Regions from separate parts of the Homo sapiens genome. Here region 2 is linked to region 1. A link is a loop called in an ENCODE intact Hi-C map of the cell type or tissue named here. Cell type or tissue: endothelial cell of umbilical vein. All regions are shown on one strand. Links, peaks and the distances in the headings refer to the core of each region. The heading gives the core; the rest is flanking DNA.

Region 1 (16,628 bases), core at 3,269-11,268:
TTAGATATACAAATTGAATGAACTCCATGGTCTAAGTCAAATTACCTATGTTAACCCATCAGTTATCAGCATTATGTATCTAAATTGGAGAAGTAACTGGTATTCGAGAAGACATAAGTCCAATGTTAAGCATGGACTCATGGAGAACCAGGACAGTCACCTTGTCCTTTCTGACTCTTTAAAGATTTTATTAAAAGCTCTGCATTCCATGACTCATCACAGAAAAGATAAAATGACCCAAATTAAATATACATTGGCATGAATTCTAAATTGCTAAAATAGTTTATGACCAATGTTTGGTTTTTCAAACCTATACTCCTGGGAAGACAATCAAAGCTTCAGGTACATTTGGCTACCCAATGGGTCATTTAAACATTTATGGAGGGATTTCATTTAATTGTCATTTTCAGTGAATATTTTCTGGTTGTATGAAAGCTTTACCATGCAAGAGGACTGATGTTATAACAATAATTATGTCACAGGCAAAAAAACTTTTTATGGTTCACTGAGGACAATCAACTCCTTCACAATCTAGAACCCGAAGATTGGATCCTCTGAGACATCAGAGAAAGATTGCTTTAGCCATCCTCACTGCAGTAAAACTTCAGGACCTCGAGCCTTGGGTTCATAATCTCACAACTGAGAAGGGTCCCTCCACACTGTTGAACTGTACACCCATTGGAACCCTTAAGGTAAAGCTAACCAGGGAAGTTTCTCCCTAAGAAGAAGATGGCATCCTTGATGCAAAAAGCTTTTCCCAACATCACAGATCAAGACTTCTATTATCATGAGACTCTTATCTTTGAATACTTTTCCCCTTGCTTATGCCTGTATGAACAATACAAGTGGAAAAGGGGTCTGTTGTGTGCACTCATGGGGTATACTTTTAGTTATGAAGGATTTTGCAGCCAGCCTTATACATGGATAACCTTATATCTTGACAGATGAAAGATGAAGGCCCGATGTAGGTGAGAAACAGAAACTTTAATGGTACACACTTTGCCTCGTAATCAGTCAGAAACAGAGCATTGGTTCACTCCTCTTAACCCACATCATGGGTTAAAGAGAACATTACCAGGAGAGCTTCACTCTTCTAGAAGGGCATCATTTGTTAGGTCCTTTTTTCCATGGTTTCGAGTAAAAAAGGCAATGATGAGAAATGTTTCCCTCATGATAGGCTCTATAGCAGATTCTACTGTAAAAGCCATGGTTACACAGCAGACTTTAAATTATCTTGTGAAAATTATGCTAAATAATAGAACTGGCTAAACAGAAAACTATCTGTGTCACTGTTGACACTTGTGGCCTATAGAGAAATATATCAAAAGTAGATTACAGAGATTCAGTTGTAAAGGATTAGCAAAGAGACCACTTAATTAAGCAAGTCGACTCTTTAGCTCATTCTTTGATCTATTTAATTTTAGGTGATTTGGTTTATGGGGGTCTTGGGTAGGGAGGATACTCCAAACTCTTGCTATTATCCCCCTGATAGTTATAATAGTAGTCTCCCTGGTATGCTGTATTCTCTCAAAAGTTTTAAATGTTTGCATGCAGCCATCTCTAAAATGTCAAATGGTCTTTCTTCAACTGGAATGACAAGAACTGAAAGAAATGTGTGACCATGACGACATCGTAACCTATGAATGACCACATTGAGACCAGAAACCCAAACTGATGGTACTGAAAGTGGCACTAAAGCCCTTAGTTTTGGTCACACTTTCACCTAAGTGAGAACCTGACCCAAAAGGAGGAATTTTTAAACAAAATTATGAGAGGCCATTGTTTTGGACTGAGCTCATGCACTAGGCCCCAAAAGGACCAGACCAAACCAAAATGGAGTCACTCACGTTAAATGTGATGTAATCAAACTAAGACTTTAAGGAAACACACAGATCCTAGAACAGATCAGGTTTTGTTTTTCTCCTGTAAACAGGACGTTCCAGCATAAGGAGGTACCTTCTACTCAGTCCTTGCTCCTACCTTGCAAAACCCACTGTTCTACCATTTCCCAGTGGGTTTAAAGACCAAATAAGTATATTTACAATGGTTACAGTGACATCAATGACTAAAGTTTTGATCTCTCTAATTTGGGGTGAAATTGTTAAATCAAGTTTAGCCTAAAGCTGCCTCCTTACATATTTTAAGTTCAGCCTAAAGGTTTCTCTGCACATGGTGAACTACAACAAGTGGAAGTGTAAACAGACCGCAGCCTACACTTGTGCCAATCACTGAGTTTTGGCCAATCAAATGTAGCCAACTGTTCAAACTGTTCAAATAAGGCAAACACCAAGCTGTACCCAATCCAGCTCTTTCTGTACCTCACTTCCATTTTCTGTGTGTCACTTTCCTTTTTCTGTCCATCAGTCTTCTTCCACCCCATGGCTGTGCTGGAGTCTCAGAGTCTACTCTGGCTCAGGAGGCTGCCTGATTCATGAATCATTCATTGCTTAAACCCCTTTACATTTAATTCAGCTGAAGTTTTTTTTAATCAGTGGTATGATGAGAATAATCCTCTTGGGATGGGGATGGAGGCACCATGGCACAGAAGTCAATTCCGGGAGGATTTCTTTTTTGAACTATTCATTTATTTAGGAGTGCTTCTATAATGAAGTTACATTCAAGCTGAGTCTTGCTGACAGGTACACATTTCTTAGGTAGAGAAAAATGGACAAATAACATGCATAAAATAGGGGAAAGAAAGGATTTTAGGAAGAAACAAATCAGACAAAAGAAAAATGTTTTCAAGCAGTTGGGTGTGTTAGGAGAAGCTTCAAGGATCTGAAGCAGAGAAGTGAGGCTGTGGGTTGGGGCATGAGTCAGATGCTAATAACCTTCCCGAATTGCTAAGGAATTTGAACGTGATCTGATATGATTAATGCCATTAAAGGGTTTTAAACTGTGGACTTGCCTAATCGTATTAGACAGAGGACAAACCTGGGGCATGAGAGACCAGCGAGGAAGCCTATCCAACAGTTCTGGAGGGACCCAGTGAAGACCCACACTCACTGATAATAGGACCTAAGGGAGAACATTGACAGGAATGTTTAACTCTTTCCTTTCAGCCGGAGGTGAAGTCTCACAAAGTTAATGAGGCTTAAGCTTCCGGGAACCTCAGTTGTTCCGGCCTTTTCTAAGCCCTGGGAGTAGCTCCCGGAATATCTTCTTAGAGTCATATGTTTTTGTAAAAATATGCAAAATAAAATGTTTTAATTGCCATCAGTTAAATGTCTCTTTCCCCTGAAATATTCTTTCACTTTAAAAATCAAAGTATCTGTAATTTTGGAAGCAAGTACAATTTTTTGTTGTTATTGCTGTTCTTATTGATGTTGGAGAACCTCAGATTTTAATTAAACAGTGAGCTTTCCATTTAGTCTCCCCTGTTAATATAATAGGTAGATCTGACACTCACAGTTAGGGGTAGAGGAATTAAGTTGAACGATATGAAATTTCCATTGTAGTAAGTCAAAACCAGTGGATTCTTGACAATTTCATGAGGTTAAGCTAATATAATTAAACAGTTACTTTTTAAAATAGAAGTTTTGCTTGGCTTAGAGAACCACCAAAGACACTCTCTGGAAGCAATGTCAATTTTTGTTTTGTTTTGTGTGTTTGTTAGAGCAAGAATAAGGGTAGTCATCATCTTCCTTCCCCACTGGACACATTTATTTAACATGAGTTGAGAAAGTTGGACTTGCCAAAAATTATTTCTACAACCTTAACTATCATTAAAAAGGAAATAAACCTATCAAAAAAAATTGTTGCACTCCAGCCTGTGCAAGACTGTGAGACTCCCTTTCTTTAAGAAAAAAAAAAAAAGTAGTTGCATTTCACCTGTGTACTACGCTCCATGCTTTTCCACGGACAGGGCAGAAAACCAGTGCAGACATGACTCTTACCCAAGGAACTTGCATTCAATTTAAGGTTTTTGAAAACATACATTTAAGAAACTTAAAAACTGGCAAATGAAAAATCTTACAACTACTGGACCTTCTTTTGTCTTTCTGTGTATTTACATGTGTTGCACATGTGATGTTTACATATGAAAGAGCTCTGATTAATTGGCTTAAAGATGATAAAAACCACAAGGCCTTAAACAGTTATCAAATAACCAATAAAGACAAGAAGCACTGCCAGATTCCAGCAAAAGAAAGAGAGCTGAAGAGGAAAGCACACATGTACACACAGAGAACACACGATATCTTTCCCAGCAGCTTGGCCAAATTGGCTGTGTGCACTTAAGCAAGTCCCTTCAGCTTTCTGGGGATGATACTGTTACAGAGGTCTGGGCAGACAGAATGGGGTGAAATGCAGGTAATTTGCTCAGTCAGAACCAAACACCACTGGAGAAGTGATCATCCACAAGATCTGTCACTGGAGGAGCCATGGGTCCCTGCTAACCCCTGTTCAGTAGTTGAGTGGAGGTGGCCAGACTGAGGCTTTCCACAGAACATTTGTAGGGTGAGAGTGGACACTGGCAATTAACCCACAGTAAGTACTACCTTCATTTCAGGCATGATACTAAGAACTCACCCTCGCAAGGACTCAGTGCTCTCACAGAGACTCTTTTTATTATAGAGGGAAATTCAAATTCAAAGGTTCAGTAGTTTTTCCAAAAATTAGCTAGTCAGCTTTTATTTATTTATTTATTTTTATTTTTATTTTATTTTTATTTTCGAGACGGAGTCTTGCTCTGTCACCAGGCTGGAGTGCAGTGGCACGATCTCAGCTCACTGCAACCTCCTGCTCCCAGGTTCAAGCGATTCTCCTGCCCAGCACTAGTCAGCTTTTAGAAGTAGCATTTATGCCAGGGACATCTGACTTCAAAAGAGGGAGGAAACTTATACACATGAATATACACACAGACACACATACACAATCCATATTATTCTACTTTAACTCTCAGGTTGCTCAAGTTAATAAACCATTGATTACCAGTAATAATATAGCACCCAAATTACAACTAATAGACACTGGTTCAGAATGTTTGTTGTCATGGAACTTTCCATTCCTTGATGGAAAAAATGCTGTTTAGACTTTCATTCATTTCATCATATTCCAATATTATTTTTATCATGGGACCAATACAGGATGATCTGCTAAAAGGATTTCACTAAATCTCTCAGTTGGATGATTTGGGGCCAGTGATTTCTACCTCCTGGATATTTTTCAGGTTCTAGCCTTGACAATCCCCAGTTATCTTTCAGATCTAAACATTTCTGAAATCTAAATTCTAAATTATTAAAATACATCAAGTGTCCAATAAATTATAGAAATGTATGATTAATTCTTATTTTTAAAAATTATTTGGATTAATATTACCAAACTGAAGCGAAGGATCCTGATATACTTCTCTGTAAAATGAAGCAAACTATTCAAGCCTTCTTGTTGTACTTCAGTTTCTACCATACTTTACCCCCATGTCTCCCCACCCCACCCCCATCATTGCTAAGGCACGTAATCATCTACTAGAACATTTGTTTCATTTTTGTGGTGCTTGCCCTTTTTCCACGATCCTGTTGTGTCGCTTAGGGTAGTGATAACAAACAAGCCCCAAATTTAAATGATGAATGCAATAAAACTTTATTTCTAGCTTTAAAAACCCGATGTGTTCATTGGTGGTTGGAAGGGGCTTCCACGCAGTGACTCAGGGACCCGCTCTCTTTCCATCTGTGGCGCTGGCTCCTCCTGCAGCCTCAGAATCCTCTACATTCAGGTAGTGGACTAGCAGAGTGGGAAAGGATCGCCAGTTGTCTAAGCATCTGGGCCTGGAATCAACACTCACCCCTTATCCATCCATGGCACCACCGAGAGAGAAACAGCTGGGGAAGACCGCCTCTGCCTGGGCAGGCGATTCCCAGCAAAACTGCGCAGCACAGCAGGAGAAAGCCAGCCGCTCTATTCATTTGTCAGAAAGGTGAATGGCCTTGTCCTGGTGTAGGAGCAGCAGACCAGGATGTAGAGGCCTCAGGGTTCCCAAGTCCCCACTGCTTGCTACTGCCCAGAGTTGTCCCCTCACACTGACTCCTTTAAGACCTGGCCATCACAGGGCTCCTGGCCTTGGGCAACACTGAATTGAAATTTCTAGATTGAAGGTGCACCTTCCTATTTTGATAGGTAATTGTCAGGTTGCTCCTGCCCCAAACGGGCTGTACCTATTGTCATTGTCTGAGATTGTGGCCTCACTTCCTCCCTAATGCTGGATATTTTAGAACTGCTTTAAATTGTGTTGCTATGGTACCAGCAAGGTAGAGCTGGCTCCAGCCCCCATTTGCTGACCAATCAGAACCCCTCTCCTCTAAATCCTCTATTCACAGCCTCAGCCCCTTCTGTGGGTTTTTCTTGCATGCTTAGATTCAGTCGTGCCTTAAGGATAGTCACCTTTTCCTATCAAACATATTTCAAATATTTTCTCCCAGCCTAGGGCTGGCTGTTGCATTGTTTATAGTGATTTCATCCCATAAACGTTTGAAATACTTAAGAATTATTTAATTTCATCACATAGACCTTTGAAATTCTTACAGCTGAAATTAAGAATCTCTTAACCCCTCCATCCTTTTGTGCTTTTTGCTTAGGACGGTTCTGCCGGCTGCAGTGTGGTAGTGCTACTGTGCCTTAGGCTGTGTCTGACACAGGTATTTTCAAAGCAGTATTTCTTCGTGTTCCGTGTATGCACAGCAGTTCCAGAACCATACTGGTTTTGCAAAAAATTTTTAAATGGAATTGCTTGATCATAGGCACGTTTAGGAAATCCTGACAATCTCCCTCCCTGATCAAGCTTTACAAGTTTCTAGGAAATTCCTTTTCTCCACATGCTTGCCGGTACCTGACATTTCCACACTTTTGCTTGTTGGCCAAATGCTGGCTGTCAATCAGTGAGGCTGAGATCTTTCTCAAATGCCTTTTAGCCATAGGCTTCCTCTCCATGAAGGGCCTGGTCTCATTAAGTTCTCACTTTAATATAGCAGTGTTTGTCTTATTATCATTCATGTGTAGTTTCTGATCTATTTAATATCAGTCTCTTTTTTTTTTCTTTTATGGGTTTTACATGTTTATCTGCCATTCAGCAGTTTAGTTTTTTACTTTTTTTTTTTTTTTTGGCCATGGAAGTGTTGTTACCATAGTGCAATTAGTGGGTTCTTCCCGTATGATTTTAGGTGTTTTGTTTTTATTTTTGTTTTAATAATGTAAGGCCATCCCTAAACAAGATTTTTTTTTTAAGTTCAGGGATACATGTGCAGGACGCGCAGGTGTCTTACGTAGGTAAACTTGGGTCATGGGCGGTTGTTGTACGGATTATTTCATCTCCCAGGTACTAAGCCTAGTACCCATTTTTCCTGATCCTCTCCCTCCTCCACCCTCCACCCTCCCATAGATCCCAGTGTGTGTCGTTCCCCTCTATGTGTCCATGTGTTCTCATCATTTAGCTCCCACTTACAAGTGAGAACATGCGGTGTTTGGTTTTCTGTTCCCTGCGTTAGTTTGCTGAGGATAAAGAACTCCAGCTCCAACCACGTCCCTGCAAAGAGCATGCTCTCTGAACAAGATCTTAAAGCCCGCAGTTTCGGAAGGCCTTTCGCTCCAAAACATGTCCTATGGGTTATTCGGGGTTTCATCCATTCGGGCTTGGCTCACGAAATTAGAATTAATCTAAATGCAAAATTTCAGTTAAAATGGCCTGACTGGCAAAATGGGGTCTAATGGCAGGCTCCGCTCGGCGCCCGCTAGGGAACTCAGCCCCGGAGCCAGGCCCGCGCGGCTCGGTTCTTCAGCCCCTCTATTTTCAACCATTCAAACCGTGCTCTTCCCAAATCGCACGGAGGAGCTTTCTGGAAACTGAGGCCGGGCTGCAGTTTCCTAGGGACCAGGGCCTGAGGAGGTCTGGTGCCGCCTCCCGCGAGCCGGGGGGCGAGGGGCTGGGGGCCTCCAGGCACAGCGCTGCTGAAGAACTGGGTAGTGCCAGCAGCCACAGCGCCCAGCCCTGCCTCCGCCTTTCGAGAAGGAGCACACCTCTATCAACAAGCGGTCAGCACCGAAAGCCCGCGCAGGCGCAGGCGCAGACAGGGATTTGTTGTCGGAGGCGTGGCAGAAGGCGGAAAGCAAGGGCAGGCGGAAATGATTCAATTGGTTTAGAATTCAACGGTTACTTGTCATCTCCCACATGGTCTAGCGGTTAGGATTCCTGGTTTTCACCCAGGCGGCCCGGGTTCGACTCCCGGTGTGGGAATGACTGGACCTTTCTTTTGGAACACAGTGAAACTCGTAAATTTATAAGCCTTAGCAAGAAGCTTAAAAACACGACTGTGAAAAGCTACATAATCCTTAAGGATGTGTGGAGACCTGAAGACTCACCTCGTAGGTCACAACCCCGGCAAAACGGGCTGTGTAATCAGCATTGCTGTGTTTGCATACCAAATTTTCACAACAAATGATAATATTTAGGGGTCAAATCTTACAAAGGAATTCTTACGTTCTAGGCAATTCACTGTTCTCTATGCCCCCAGTGAGTGTTTCCGGCCGGCAGATAGCGAGATGGTGAACAGGATGGAGGGACAAGAAGGAGCATGGAAGATCCCATGCCACAGGAGCCTCCCTCTGAAGTTTTTTGAGGACTGAGAAGGGAGGGGAGGCGCTTCCTGAAGCAGGAGTCACTAGGGCTGGGATATAAAGAAGTGAGAGGTCTGCAAGTAGAAATATAGCTTCAGTAGAGGTTTGCACAGGGACGTAGAGGGCAAGGACAGAAACCAGATCCCATTCACCAAGTCAGCTTTCACAGAAGTTGGGGAAACTGAGGCACGGGATCAGCCTCTGGATAGAATCACACATGTGGCTAAGTTGAGGTCAATACTCTTAGCAAATGCACATTTTCAGAGGTAGAAAGTTCTTGAAACTTTCTTAGCTTCTAAGCCATTTCCCAAATGGGATTAAAATATTTCTTTCCGTGCTTAGGCCTGGATACTCTTAACCATAATGTAAGCCTGTGTGAGTAGTGGAGAGCCAACCGCTTCCAGAACAGGCAGGGGCATCCTTTGAAAGTTCTATTGTTTGAAACAATCATTGTGCCACTCACTTGGATTGACCAACTTGTGACTACTCCCAATGCTGATGCTTCAGCCTAATTCGGACAATCAAAATCAAAATCAAAATCAAAATCCGTCAAGAAAGCATGAACATGAACCAGTGAGAGCCTGGACCATTGATAAACCAACAGCATGGGTTGCAGACAGGGATACGATTTTATGTGGGGGGAAATTGTATTATTCATGCAGAGATAGTCACTTCCATTCCTTGACCGAATTTTAATTCTATGCTCTCAGTTTGTGTTGGAGGCAATATAAGATTTGGTCCAAAAGATCATTTGAATCCTTGCAATTATTGCATTAGACATTTCTATTATGTGACATATGACAATTCTTTTATGATTGAGTTCTGAAAAACTTCTCCTGTAAATATCTCTCATACTGGTTGCCATCTGAGACATACTTACAGGGGATGCTTTACAGAAACCCCATCTCTACTAAAATACACATACACACACACACAAAAACTCAATCTTAAAAGATTGTGTAGTGGGAGTGGGAGGCAACTCTCCATTCCCACTTCCATTACACAACTCCAGGGTACCATTGGCTTTGGCCAGAACTAACTTGTCAGCCTCATCCAGGGTTGGCTTCAGGGACAGCTATAGATGGGACTTTGTGCCCCACCTTTTGAAAAAGTAGATGAAAATGTTTCACTTGTTTCATAAATCCAGCAAGCTACTCTGAGCGTTGTATTGTACAGAAATGAAACTCAAGTGGAAGGCTGGGAATGGATGCCAAGTAGCCAAAAGGGTTGACTGCTCTGGTCATTTTCTTATTTGTTTGTGTCCTCTTTAGAATCTTTTATAGTATTCTCCTTTTTGAGGGGCCTGGATCTCTGCAAACCCCATTCCCCAGACTCCCTTTCCAGTAGACATCGGGTTAGCACCTGCCCCAGGGAGGTTCTGTTGGAAGATTGGAATATATCAAGAAAGCAGAGCTTCTGATGGTGTCCTTGGCAGCAGACATTCCCTGATGGCTGCCAGCAACTATGCAATCCAGTGGCACTGAACATTCTGACAGGGATTGTCATCAGCTAAGAGCCACTAGCAGTGGCAGTAGTGGGCAGCCGTGGGCTCCACGAGCCAGGAAGCTTCAGCAGAGCATAAGTGGATTTGACAGTGGTGTGGTCCCAGTGGCAATGGTGTGCCCAGCAGAGGTCTTGCATGGCAAACTCCTACCTGCAGGTAATACCATCCTCCTTTGTTGTTCTTTCAACCCTAAGTGAATGGTGGCATCTGCAGTTACTAATAGCTGAATAATCTAATTGTTAGCCCCTTTTGCTCCTCTAGCTCCTCAAAAAAAATTAGCAACCAATTTCCTCTGTTAGATTTACCTGTTTGAAGTATCTGTTTTCCTGGCTTTAGACCAACCTATGCAAGTGTTATTTTTGTGTAAATTGTCATCTACCATTATGCGCTCAGCCTTACTGACTTTTGGGGGAGGGGGAGGGTGTGCACAACTTATTCTATGTGTCAGAGAAGTTTCTCAGGGAAATGATATTTCAGCTGAGACCTGAAGGATGAGTTAGCAAGGTGAAGGGGGCTGTAAATGTGCATGAGTCAAGTTATTCTCAAGATCTGTTTGTCTTTTGCACAGGTCAAGTGGACAAGTGAATAATTGGGTAGATGATAGGAAAATCTCTGCATCTTTCAAGTCTTTGTTGGTGGCACAAATCTCTCTGATTCCCTCTGGGAAGCAGGATCACTTTGGCTTTACCATTTTGATAAGAAGGGGGAAGTTCTGGGAACACCATTTGTCTTTTCTCACCATAGTAGTCCTCACTCCAAGATTCCGGGAGCACTACAATAATGTCAGTTGCCAAGTATGTATATCTGAATTGTACATAATGGAATCAGGTTGGTCTGCAACCCACAGGAACCATGCTGAGATAGGTTGAGGCCAAAACATCATTTACTTACTAAGCTCCAAGGAACCACACAAAAGTATTGGAAGAGAAGGAGGAATAAATAACAATAAAAATTCTGAGCTTCCTACCTGCAGCAAGGGATTGAAGCAGTGCCACATCAAAATCAGTGTAAATTAATAGAACAAATGACCACAGGTCCTCTGGAGAATGGGGAAGGGGGATCTTTACAACATATTCCTGTTGCAGTGTAGAGGGGCCATTCTTCAAGTAGACCAAGTCTCCCCTTCCTCCAGTGGAACTTTGGACTGTGAGCTGACTCAGTTCTTGGTACTGGATGACACAAAACATCTCCATTCCAGTAAATCGAGTCATGTTTCTGGCCACCAGACTTAGAGTTTTAAAACTGCATAGACCACTCGAGCATACTGGCTCAGATCTATAATCCCAGCACTTTGGGAAGCTGAGGTGGGAGGATTCCTTGAAGCCAGGGGTTCAGGGCTGTAGTGAGCTATAATCGGGCCACTGCACTCCAGCCTGGGTGACAGAGCAAGATCCTGTCTCTTAAAAAATTAGAAATCAATCAAATAAAATTGCATATATCAAACAATCATTCGGTAGACCACCCATTTATTTCATTCTTAGGACATCACTGCCAAAGATCCCTGCTGCCCCATCAATACTTCCGTAACTGAGCCCATTTTTTCCTGGTGGTTTTGCTGTATCTAATACTTAGACCCTGCCACTCTGAGATTCCGTGATTCCCATTGAACCAGGAAGCACTGTGGATTTTCTCACCAACCTGGCTCATGGAAGATTGCTACAAAAGAGTTTTCAAGCATCTGGTGCTCTCCTCACCAATGCATTTCTCAACACTTTAATGAAGAAAGTCTGGTCCCATCTGGGAAATGCAGTGAATGGGCAGGTTTGTGGGTCACACTTGATAAATCTCACTCCAATGTAACTGTGTGCCTAAGCCTTTAAAAGTGTTAGTCCACCTCGCACCATGGGTGTACAACATTACAAACCCCAATGAAAGTGGTCACTGTTAAGTCCACGTTTCAGTCAACTAACGACGGAAGCTGGGAGGTAGAACTACTCCCTGACTCTCAAACTAACATGTGGAATCTACTTTGATAAATTTGGCCTAATTCAATGTTATCTTCTTTCTCCTTGGTCTAGCAATCTTAGGACCCATTTCCTTACATCTTCTTTAACTTCCTTCTAATATAAATTGGCACGTTGTTACAACTCTTTCAATGCTATCTCATGCTTGGTTACACTTTATACTTGACCTCCTAATTTCAGGTCTGGAAATATTGACAGATGGTGAGGATAGATCTGGTAGAGAACTGGCATTCTTTTCAACTGCTATGGGGAGGCACTTATTGAGTCCCTTGGTGTGCCAAGTGTGGTCTGTGAATCAGCAGCCATGGTGTCGCCTAGGAGCTTGCTAGAAGTGCAGAATCTCAGGCCACTCTCAAGGCCTAGTGAGCCAAAATGTTGATTTTGACAAGATCCTCAGGTGATTCTTATGCACACCAAGGTCTGAAGAGCACTGATCAAGGCTTCAAGCAAGAGAAGACAATCTTTCTCAGACAGAGGAAGGGGAGGCCGCTTCTACTGGCAAAAAGCTCAAGGAAATTTGGGGCTTCATGATTCTCAGATTCATCTGAGCCAACCGAAATATCCCCATTCCATTTCTTGGAGGCCCCATTCTTTCGAAATTAGAGCCCTGACTTTCACTTCAGCGATATGGACAGGCTATGAATCTAACTTATATTGAATTCTGTGACTTGCAGAATCAGATTATGGGCCTGATTTTCAACTACATCTCTTATTTCTTGTGGCTAACAAAGGACAATGGATTGTCTGAGGATCATCTGAGAGCCATCACAAGATCTCTTATTCTCTGATCATATATTGAACTGAGAATTTAAGAATTTTTGTAAACCCTCGAGTGCAGTCAGAAATAGCCAGCCCCCCATCACAATGGTTTATTGTAGCAGTCTCTTGGTTCCAGTACCTTAACTTTCAGAGACCCTTTATCCTACGTAATGCCAAATTATAATTTAAATAAATATTTGGCCAGATGCAGTGGCTCACACCTATCATCCCAGCACTTTGGGAGGCTGAAGTGGGGGGATCACCTGAGGTCAACAGTTCGAGACCAGCCTGGCCAACACGGTGAAACCCCATCTCTACTAAAAATACAAAAATTAGCCAGGCATGGTGGTGGGCGCCTGTAATTCCAGCTACTCGGTAGGCTGAGGCAGGAGAATCACTTGAATCTGGGAGGTGGAGGTTGCAGTGAGCCAAGATCACGCCAGGGCACTCCAGCCTGGGCAACAGAGTGAGACTCCATCTCAAAAATTAATTAATTAATTAATTAATATTTTGCCACTACATATGTGAAATACCAGTATCTCATTTTCCCCAGGTAATGAGGTCATTACTGTATTTATGCCCAAGGAAAGATAAACAATCTTAACTTTTTCATCATTTGGGGTCTGTTCCCTGAGTACAGTGTTGCTTGCAAAAGCTGTATCCATGGATGTCTCACTAGAAAAGCAGAATTCACTTTATTTATTTATCTTTTTGAGGGGACAGAGTGTCGCTCTGTCACCCAGGCTAGAGTGCAGTGGTGCGATCTTGGCTCACTGCAAACTCCGCCTCCTGGGTTCAAGCGATTCTCCTGTATCAGCCTCCCGAGTAGCTGGGACTACAGGCACTTGCCACCACACCTGGCTAATTTTTGTATTTTCAGTAGAGACAGTGTTTCACCACGTTGGCCAGACTGGTCTCGAACTCCTGGACTCAAGTGATTTACCTGCCTCAGCCTCCCAAAGTGCTGGGATTACAGGTGTGAGCCACTGTGCCAGGCCAGAATACACTTTAGGTATTTCTAGTAGAGGAAGTGACCAAAGAGCAAAGAGGGAGGAAGTGGCACTAGCAGCACTGGGGAGCATCTCACCACTGACATTGTTAGAGTCTGCAGATAATACTACTGGAACTACCCAGGCTGCTGATGTTGCAGTCAATCAGCTGCTTGTGATGGCCACCGTGAGAGCAGGCCACTCACTACACACCATCTCAGCTTCTGGAAATGCTGAATCTCATAGGCAGCTCTGGCAAATTCTGCTGGAAATGCCAAAGTTACCAGAACCTGGAGTCAATCACTACTCTAGAAAAGAGAAGGAAAAAAATTGTCTCTTCCTCCTACCTTCCAACCTCCCATCAATGATCCCAAAGGCGAAATTGACAGTGCCTGCAATTGACGTAACCTAATCAGGAGCCAGCTGGTCAGGTGAACTGGAAATATTTGTAAGATTACAGCTCCCTGAAATACAGAGCAGAGGAAGCAAGCCTAACATGTATCATACTTTCTGTTACTACTTGTTTGTCTGCTGGTCTTCTCTGAAACTGTAAGTTTTTGGTTTTGAGCTTATGTAATGAACTAGTCCCAAAATATACTGCTTACAACAAAACAAAACAAAACAAAAAACGTTGTTCTGCTTATGATTAAGGAAGGGCTCAGCTGTGTGGTTTGCTGCTCTTCCCCGCAACATTTACCACGGTCACTCCCTTGGCTGGATTCAGCTGGTAGTTGGATGGAGCTGATGCTAGTACCTCACCATGTGGCATCTTGTTCTCCAGCACTTCTCCACATGCCGTGGGAGTGTGTCTCTGGGTAGTTGCACTCCTTACATGGTAGCTGGCTTCCAAAAGGAAGAAAGCAGGAATTTTCACTTTTCTTAAAAAGGTAGGCTCAGAACTGGCCTAGTGTGACTTATGCTATATTCATTCTATTGGTCAACATACTCCCAGACCAGCCCAGTTTCTGGTTGGAGAAACAGACTTTATCTCTCAACAGACGAGGGACATGTGCTTGCACAGAGAGGAAGAATAATGTTGGTCATCCTCAAGACAAGCTACCACATCTACGCAGGTGTTTGTCTTGTTTACAAATCTCTTCCAAGCCTAACTCTCTACATAGCTCATTTTGAGTGTACAGTGAATATTTCTTGAAAGGACAAATAAATGAAGGTCTGGAATTATTTCTTCTGTGGAAGGAATAGCCTTCCTTCTAGCAGGCAGTGACATCCACAGAACTTATCCAATTTTCCTTTTTGCTTTGGCTACTAGGAAGTTGAGTACTAAAAATTTAGTGCCCAAGCACAATAACAATGTTACTCATAGCTTCTCAGTATTGTCTCTTCTTGTCCTCTCTCTGGGCTCTGATCTTCCTGCCGTGCTTTGCCTGTGAGTGCCCTGTGCAGGTATGAACAAAGGCTTTATTTGCTGCCTCAGTAAAGGAAGCTTTATTTTTGTTGATAAAGCAAAATGCTCATAGATAACAAAAAAGCAATTGACCTTTTATTGAAGCTTTCTTTATTAAAAGATATGAGTTCCTCTTAAGGTTCCCTGAGGGAGGAGCAATGCAACTGACATTGTCTTGTGGCAAATAATCTAAAATGGGAAAGAATTGGATGTGACTCATTTTTCTAATATTTGCATAAGGTGCAAAAACCCTAGGTACTCATCAGCTGATTCATCTTCATGGTTTGCATATCATACTTTTCCTTATAGACCGATACTTATTTTGCTGTTTGTTTTTTGTTTTTTTGTTTGTTTGTTTGTTTGTTTGAGATGGAGTCTCGCTCTGTTGCCCAGGCTGGAGTGCAGTGGTGTGATATCGGCTCACTGCAAGCTCTGCCTCCTGGCTTCCTGCCATTCTTCTGCCTCAGCCTCCCAAGTAGCTGGGACTACAGGTGCCTGCCACCACACCTGGCTAATTTTTTGTATTTTTAGTAGAGATGGGGTTTCACCGTGTTAGCCAGGATGGTCTCGATCTCCTGACCTCATGATTCCCCTGCCTCAGCCTCCCAAAGTGCTGGGATTACAGGTGTGAACCACCGTGCCTGGCCTGTTTGTTTTTTTAATAAAAATAAATGATTCATGGCAATGTATTAGCAATTCCTGTGAATTATTTAGAAAGGGGGTTAATATAATATTCACATTAAGATGTAAATAAGTATACAGGAAATATACTACCCAAGAGAGGATGCAAAAGCATAAACGTATCCTGAGGGCTAAATTCCAAAATTCATGGCCTCATCGCCGCACTGTTTTTGACTTTGACTACCCAGGAGCAAAACCCTGAAAGCACACATCCTCTTCCAGAAGGTCCAGATAGATGGTGAGAATCTCAGTGAACATGTTCTGTTCTCTCAGTTTAATATACCCAGAGATGATTATCAATTACAATGGAGCTAAATGTTCACAGTAATGCTTATTGTAGGTAAGACCAAGAGCTCATCCAAGAAGCATGGAATGACTGTATTCTAATTGTTCAGCACTATCAGTATGTGAACAGCCCAAAGAAATGACCCAATTCTTACTCTCCAGGATGTTTTTGCAAAGTGTAGTTATTAGAGGAAAGAAAAGTTAAAATATTAATAATGCATACATTCATTTTGTATTTCACCCACACCCACGTAGGAAAACCTAAAAGAATCAGTTGTCTTCATTTTTACTCATATTTAGTATGTTATCAATCATGGTGTTCCCCTGAGTGGATCTTCTAAAGGGCTCCCTGCAATTTCCTCCTCCTCTTTCTCACTATCATGGCCTCAGTTCTGCTTCCAAAACATCCCACCTACACAGTCGTCAGCCTTCTGGAT
Region 2 (8,000 bases), core at 1-8,000, 540 kb before region 1:
CAGGGCTATGGAGACACGTGCTAACAAAATACGTTCGAGTCAGTATTGGTGAACACACATTCAGTGTGTCAGTTAATTAATTTACAGGAGGGATATTTTATAAATGCTTGAATGGCTATAAATCTCAACTCCCACTAAGACTGTAGTTTTCTAAAGTCAGGTTACATCTAATTACAACCAGAAGGGGCTCGGTGAACTCAGAAGCTGCACCAGGGCTGAAGAGTTTGGTGATGTGAGAAGTGGAGTGTTACCACCTTCGGTTTGTGGGGCTCACCCACAGCCAAGGACGAGGACACTTCTGCATCCCCTGGACACGGGGCTGTGTCTCCGCAGCCCCACTGGAAGCTGCTATTTTTGCAAGCTCTGACCTCTCCACCAATACCCCCTCCTCCTCCTGCCAACACATTCGGTCTAGATGTGCTGATAAGGCTGGTTGTGCCACAGCCAAGAGCCAGTGCCAGGAGACAGCCTGTCTCTTCCCGGTGTGTGCTAATCTAATCAGGCCCACCCTCCCAGGGCGAGGTTCTCCACGCCGCACAGCGCCGCGCACAGGGAGGAGCTTGCCCGCCAGGCTCCTGAGCTGGGCCACGCCTTTTCCGCTACGGGCCACGCCCCTCGAGCCACAGACCACGCCTCCTCCCTCTCGGGGCCAAGCTTCCGCGCTGCCCTCCTTTCCAGGCCCCGCCCCTGATTGCCGCCGCTTCGCAAAGCCCTCCGTCTCCCGGGAGCTGCTTCTCCCCACACTCCGCCCCTGCGCCTCCCCGAGCTTCAGCCTCTCCTGTAAAGAGCAGAGATGGAGAGGAAGCGACAGTCACAACTTCCGGTTAGCGTGGCGGAGGCTCTCGGAGTCTTTGGGACCTCAGCACCGGGATACCGGGAGACTCCCTCGTGTCCCCATGTGGGCCACCTACCAGACAGAAGAGGTAAAAGTCGGGGACGCGGGCTCTCGGCAGTCACAAGGAGTGGAGGCGCTCTTGCACCTGACTCCCCCACACCTCCCAGCTCGGATTTCCAAGGCCTGAGAGCCTCCGTTTGAGGACTGCCGTTTCAGGCCTCTGCTGGCCCCCTTTCGTCTCTCTAGGGCTCCCTCAGCTACCCTGGGGGGGTCACCAACCTAGGTAGAATGTGAGGTCCACCCTGTGGAGCCATCTCCTCTGCCTAGCCCTGTGGCGCTGGTTGGTTTTTTGTTTTGTTTTGTTTTGTTTTTTTGTTTTTTTGTTTTTTTTGCGAAAATAGCTGTGTAGGGTCAGTTGATAACAGGAGCTGCTTCGACCAGATGTCCATACCCAAGACTGGCCCTCCAGGGGCAGCCGCCCTTCCCTTCACATAGCTGAATCTTTTACTTCTAGGTTTAGATCAGATGGTTGTTTTTCCAAGAATTCACCTGTAGTCATCCTTCCCAGAAGTGGCTTCTTTTTCTGATTGCCATATCCCTTCGTGTTTAGTATAGCACTTAACCTAGATTGCTTTTGAATTCTTGGAACCTGCAATTATTGTCTCTGCCACATGGGCAGCCCCTGAGGGCTCACAGTGCCTCAGGTTCATCTTCGCCTCCCCCAAGTTGCCTAGCAGGCGGTAAGCACTCAATAAACATTTGCTGAATAACTGAGTAAATACAGGCACACCCTCAGAGATACTGCAGGTTCTGTTCCAGACCATTGCTGTAAAGCAAATATCATGAAGTGAGTCACAAATTTTTTGGTTTCCCAAGATATATAAAAGTTATGTTTATACTACATTGTAGTCTATTAATTGTCCAATAACATTATGTCTATAAAATATACATACCTTAATTGAAAATACTGTATTGCTGAAAGTGCTAACAATCATCTGAGCCTTCAGTGAGTCATGATCTTTTTGCTGGTGGAGGGTCTTGCCTCAGTGTTGATGGCTGCTGGCTGATCAGGGTGGTGGTTGCTGAAAGCTGTGGCAGTTTAAGACAACAATGAAATTTATTACTTTGGCTATTCCTTTCATGAAAGATTTCTCTGTAGCATTGGATGCTGTTTGATAGCATTTTACCCAGAGTAGAACTTCTTCCAAAATTGAAGTCAGTCCTCTCAAACCCTGCCACTGCTTTATCAACTAAGTTTATGTAATCTTCTAAATCCTTTGTTGTCATTGCAACAATGTTCACAACATCCTCACCAGGAGTAGATTCCATCTCAAGAAACCACTCTTTGCTCATCCATAGGAAGCAACTCCTCATTCATTCAAGTTTAATCATGAGATTCCAGAAATTCAGGGAAATCTTCAAGTTTCACTTCTAGTTCTGTTGCTATTCCCACCACATCTGCAATGACTTGAACCCCTCAAAGTCATCCATGAGGGCTGGAATCCACATCTTCCAAACTCCTCTTGGTGTTGATATTTTGACCTCCTCCTATAAATCATGAATGTTCTTACTGACATCTAGAATGACATCTAGTCCTTTCCAGAATGTTTTCAGTTTACTTTGCCCAGATCCGTAAAAATAATCACTGTCTATGGCAGCTACAGCCTTGTGAAATGTATTTCTTAAATAATAAAACTTGAAAGTCAGTTTCTCCTTGATCTATGGGCTGTAGAATGGATGTTGTGTTAGCAGACATGAAAACAACATTCATCTCTTTGTACATATCCATTAGAGCTCTTGAGTGACCAGGTACATTGAAAATGAGCAGTAACATTTTGAAAGGAATGTTTTTTCTGAGCAGAAGGTCTCAACTGTGGGTTAAAAATATTCAGTTTTGTAAACGTGTTGACACCCAGGTTTTATTGTTGGATTTTTTGAGCATAGGCGGAGTAGATTAGCAGAATTCTTAAGGGCCCTGGGATTTTCAAAATGGTGGGTGAGCATTGGCTTCAACTTAAAGTCAGCAGCTGCAATTAGCCCCTAGCAAGAGAGTCAGCCTGTCATTTGAAGCTCCGAAGCCAGACAATGACTTCTTCTCTTTTGCTATGAAAGTCCGACATGGCCTCTTCTTCCATTAGAAAAGACTTCTTCCAAAGTCTACTCTGAAAACCTGTTGTTTAGTGTAACCACCTTCATCAGTGATTTTAGCGGGATCTTCTGGATAACTTGCTGCAGCTTCTCCATCAGCACTTGCTGCTTCACCTTGCACTTTTATGTTATGGAAATGGCTTCGTTGCTTAAACCTCATGAACCAATCTCTCCTATCTTCTAACTTTTCTTCTGCAGCTGCCCTAACTCTTTCAGCCTTCACAGAATTGAAGAGAGTCAGGATTTTACTCCAGATTAAACTTTGACTTAAGGGAACGTTATGGCTGGTTTGATATTCTATCAATATCAGCAGTAAGGCTGTTGGACTTTCTTATCATTCCCCAGAGTAGCACTTTTAATTTCCTACTAAAACTTTTTCTTTGCATTCACAATTGGGCTAACTGGTAGAAAAGGCCTAACTTTGGGCCTATAAAAATCTTTTGCACATCAATCATTTGACCTGCCTCCCTCACTAAGCTTAATCATTTCTGGTTTTTCATTTACCATGAGAGATGGGCGACTCTTCCTTTCACTTAAACCCTTAGAGGCCATTGGAGGGCTACTAACTGGCCTAATGTTGATATTGTTGTGTCTCAGGGAATAGGGAGGCCCAAGGAGAGGGAGAGATACAGGGTTAAGGGTCAGTTGGTAGATCAGTCAGAGGACACACAACATTTGTACGATAAGTTTGCCATCTTATATGGGTGCTATTCCTGGTGCCCCAGAGTGATAATAATAGTAATATCAAATATCACTGATTATAGGTCACCATAACCAATATAAAAGTAATGAAATACTAAGATTGAAATCTTGTGAAAATTACCAAAATATGACCCAGAGACATGAAGTGAGCATATGCTGTTGGAAAAACAGTGTTGTTCAACTTACATGCTCAACGCTGGGTTGCCACAAACCTTCAAATTGTTAAAAATGCAGTATCTGTGAAGCACAGTAAAGTAAGGCAGGCGTGTATCTAATGATACAGATAGTTTCTTGTGCAGCCTGGGGGTCTGGCAAAAGAGGGAACGTTAGCAACTCAATTGGTGGAGGACGCGGGCTGCTTCTGTAAACGATATCAACAGTCTGTCTCATTTGGTGTCTACTGCTACCTCCCCAGCCCCTTGTCAGCCAGCAGGAACCATAGCAACAGGGATCCACCCTGCCGCAGAGTGGCCAGCTTGGCTGTTCTTTGAGAAGCTCCACCCTTCCCAGTCATTTCTTATTTTTGTACCCAGACGTCACCTGAGTCCACCTCGAGCATTAAGGTTAAAGAACAAAGGCTTAATTTCCATTTCATGTTCTGTGAGGAATCCAGTGTCCCCTCTGCTATTCCTTTAATCCTTGGAGCTTTTAAAGTCTCAAAGTATCTTCTGTTTCTGCAGACAGGCTTGGAATTCAAAACTCTGACAGACTCTCCATCCCATGCAAATTCCATCTCTTTGTGACTGTGCTCTTCTCTTTGGTTCATGCCACATCATTGCAAAGGTAAAAATTGGTGACTTCCCTGGGATGTATGGGATGCATTGAAGAAAAGGATACTTTTACAAAGCTTCTTTCTATAGCAGCTGTGCTAAATGTTTGGCGATGGGTTGGGTGTGGAAGGAGGAGTTGGTGGTGCCGGGGTTCTGATTACTGCCCTGAAGAACCCCCCTGCATGACCTGACTCTCCATGCTCAGAGACATCCTTTCAAAGCCCCACCCTGCCAAGCTCACTCCACTTTATTGTGAGGAACTGTTTAGCTCCCATCCCTTGGAGCTTCCACATTGAGAGCCAGGCCCTGAAAGGAGGTGGCCCGAACTTCAAGTTCCACTATCCCGGGTTACTAGTGTTTGAGGGAGTGGAGGGAGTGGATGAGGAGCGAGTTACTTCAGCTCTTCAATTTTTGTTACTTCATCGATATAGGATAATAATTATAATACCTGCCTCCTAGTTAAATGAGGTTCTAGGTAGCACAGGGCGTGGAGTTTGCTGAAGGATCACTCACACAAGCGGCTGCCCGCTGTTCCTGGCTCAGTGCTCACCACTGCACGTCACAAGGAGCGGCACCATGGCTCCCGTAACAGGAAAACCCTGCATTTGCTACTCCCGGCTGCACGAGAGTGGAGGGAGGCTTGGACCTTTCCACCACCCCCTTCCCTTTGTTGCCAGCTAGTAAGTATCCCAGAAAAAAAGGAGGACACTGATTTGTGCCCCCACTGATGTGATAGTCCTTGCCATACATGGCTGATCACATGCAGCGGGTTTGGATTTTCATACTGTTTTTTCCCTCTTGCTGTTACCTAAGCTCTTACCCACTAGTCTACTCAAGTCACCTCAGCAGACACCCAAGACCCAAACTGAGAGGCGCTGCTGGTGGTGCGGAGAGCGACACAGTCCAAAATAAGACGCGGAGCCCGAGCTGTCAGGCTGTGAGTGACAGCCGGGCTCCTAGGGCTGACTGACAAGTTCTCTCCCTTCTTGTGGCAAGCCATGTGCGAGCCCATCCGGAGGGACTCTGAGAAGGGCGCTAGACATCGCGACTCAGGCGTAAGCATGCGGGGTTAGGAGTAAAGAAAGAAACAAGTGAAACTTCTATTTCAATACGAGTGTAACATGGAGGGTGATAGTAGAGAAACTCTGTGGTCGCCACCACTAACACATCCTCCTTTTGTTGTGAAACCACAACTTTGCACGCCTCAGTTCCAGCGCACCGCCCACACCAGCGAAAGGTAATGGTGATGAAGGGGCGGAATATGCCCTGTGAAGGTGCATTCTCATCCTGATGTTCTGCATCAGCCCAGTGTCCGAGAACCTTTCAGGCCTTTGCTTTACCCACCACTCAGCACTGTCCACTCCTCGGAGGCCTCTGCACACCATCCCTTCTACCCCTTGAACTCACCATTGCTACGCTAGTTTTCCTCACAGGCGGCTTTGTGTTTTAAACTGGAGGTTTTATTATTATTTAGGTCAGGCAAGGCCGACAGATCAGGACACAACTGCCATTGAGAGGAGAGTGTGTTCCTTCCAGTTCTGGAGCAGCAGGGAGCCACACCATGCCATGGGGGCTGCTCAGGGAGTGCCAGGGTGGGTCAGGCAGCAGAGGGAGGGGAAATGCCTTTATTGTGGTTGCTGGGAAGGAATGGGTGACACGGGGTGTGCAGGCTCAGAATTGGCTGGTTTAAATAATTTCAGGCCCTTGGGGCACAGGGGCTGTCTTTAGTTGTCCATTACCTGGACCTGGGGCAGTTTAAGCGGGTGATAGGGACCCCAGAATGTGCAAGCTCAGTAAAAGAGGTGATTGGAGTCTAAGCCGCTGAAATCTATGCTCTATGAATTTATGGCATAATAGGTATAAAAAATAAAAGACCTCTGGACTGTAAAAACAAACAAACAAACAAAAGAGATGGTTGGGGTGTGGGTTCTGGACTGGTTGGTTTGCATGTGAAAAGTACACTCCTAGGAGAGTTGCTAGCCGTCTCTCGGAATTAGCCAGCCCTGGAAGGGGCCCTCCCTCCAAGGTCCACAGGGTCGCAGATCAAAGCATCAGAACACAGAAATAAAAGGCACGGTTAATACTCCTGGTCATGGCTCTCTGCTCCATGGAAACTATCAGTGGCTTTCATTGGCTGCGAAGGTGGCATTCTAGTTTCCACCTTGTGGTCACTGCCCTGGGGTCTAGCCTGACTCATCGCTCTGCTCTCTTTTACCCATAAACCCAGCATTCCAGCAAAACTGCACTCCACAGGCTTTTCCATCAGACCCTTAAGAGCAACACTCCATGTGTTTTTCGATGTGCTGTACCTGCTGTCTACCTAGCCGAGGGTTATCTTTAGTGTCACCTGCTCTGCGAGAATCTTTAATTGGTGGTGGTGGTGAGGGCCCCCACAGGTTATTACTAGGCACAGAGCTGTGCCCACAAAAGTGTCTGGGAAAAAAAATGCCTGCTTCTTTTCATCTGCTTAAATGCTGCCTCTCCTTTAACTTGAAGACAAGGCCTCTCCAAAGACTGTCCAGCCCATTTGGACTTTCTTGCCTTTCCTTCCACTCTTAATTTTTATGGGACTCAAAGCTTAAAAACGTATTTTGTTTACAGTGATATAGTACAAGCTGGTTTTGTTTCCCCTTCTTGTGGCAAGCATCTGAAGACAAATCGATGTCCTCTATCAGTCCCTAAGCCTCTATATTCCAACACTATTGAGAGCAGCAATAAACAGCCATCAGTTTAGCAACACCGTGAATTGCCCTGCAAGAAGCAAAAAGAATACTGGAGGGGTTGTCAGGAGGCCTGTGTCGAGACTGGATTCTTCAACCGATTTGCTCTCCATCTCTCGCTGTCCACAAGTGAGGATGTTTGCAGACATGATCTTAAAGTGTGTGAACTCAGAAAGCTGCTTTTGCAGAATGGCAGCGATTTTTTCCCCTCCGTGGTTGGATAATTTACCTCCTAACCTTTGATGTTTTCAGCTTGTATCTTTCCACAGAAGGGTGCAAAATGTCCTGTGAATATCACTAGATTTTTAGACTTGGTCATTCTAGAACTGAGTAGTGATGATTGTCCCCAACAAAAAGAGAATTTCTTTTGTTCTGCCATGTCTAGCCTCTGATTTGTCTTTTTTCCCACTTTGTTCTCGATAAACTAACTGCTTTGGCAAAACGAAAGCAGAACCATCACGTGGATATTTGGTAATTTTGTGGGCAAGCCTGTGGACAACACCATGGCCCTGTCTGTCTCCCACCTCCCATATCCTGCTTGGACCTTAGGTTCCCATTTTCCTCAGGTGAATATGTCATCATCTCCGGGTGATTTTATGGTCCAGTTAATGTAGAAATGGCCACGGCAAGCTGGAGGAAAAAGGAAATACAATAGGTAGGGCATGGAGACCTCCCACAGTCCCTTGTGTCTCCAGAGGATGTTTATGGAAGGTTTGTATTTATAGCCCTCATGGAGGGCAGAACCAGAGGAAAGTGGCTCAAATTGCAGAGAGAGTTTGTAGATAGAGCTCATCTGTTGTAGGTTGTTAAAGCACCTGTCTGCCT

What was found. Hi-C counts contacts between places; a loop is a spot of excess contacts. Peaks named below come from ENCODE experiments on the same cell type or tissue, not always from the same donor. Only the 100,000 strongest peaks of a DNase experiment are listed, where the experiment ranks them.
Region 2: a loop joins it to region 1, with 3 times the contacts of the local background. A loop is called at or near these places in 2 of 110 quality-filtered maps.

What each region holds. Positions count from the first base shown.
Region 1 is chr15:26,073,830-26,090,457 of GRCh38, reverse strand. It overlaps TRE-TTC2-2 (tRNA-Glu (anticodon TTC) 2-2), which reads left to right and starts at 8,153; the gene lies at 8,153-8,224. It overlaps LOC105370739 (a long non-coding RNA gene), which reads left to right. Exons shown (of 6, transcript XR_932005.3): 6 at 483-827. RefSeq lists a silencer at 7,846-7,915. In endothelial cell of umbilical vein, for the core only: no CTCF peak of the experiment used is centred there; a DNase peak (open chromatin) is centred at 8,147; H3K4me3 peaks cover 866 bases; H3K27ac peaks cover 458 bases.
Region 2 is chr15:26,621,900-26,629,899 of GRCh38, reverse strand. All of the region lies in intron 3 of GABRB3 (gamma-aminobutyric acid type A receptor subunit beta3), which reads left to right. Among named protein-coding and RNA genes, the nearest start is that of GABRB3, 150 kb to the left of the region's middle. In endothelial cell of umbilical vein, for the core only: no CTCF peak of the experiment used is centred there; no DNase peak of the experiment used is centred there.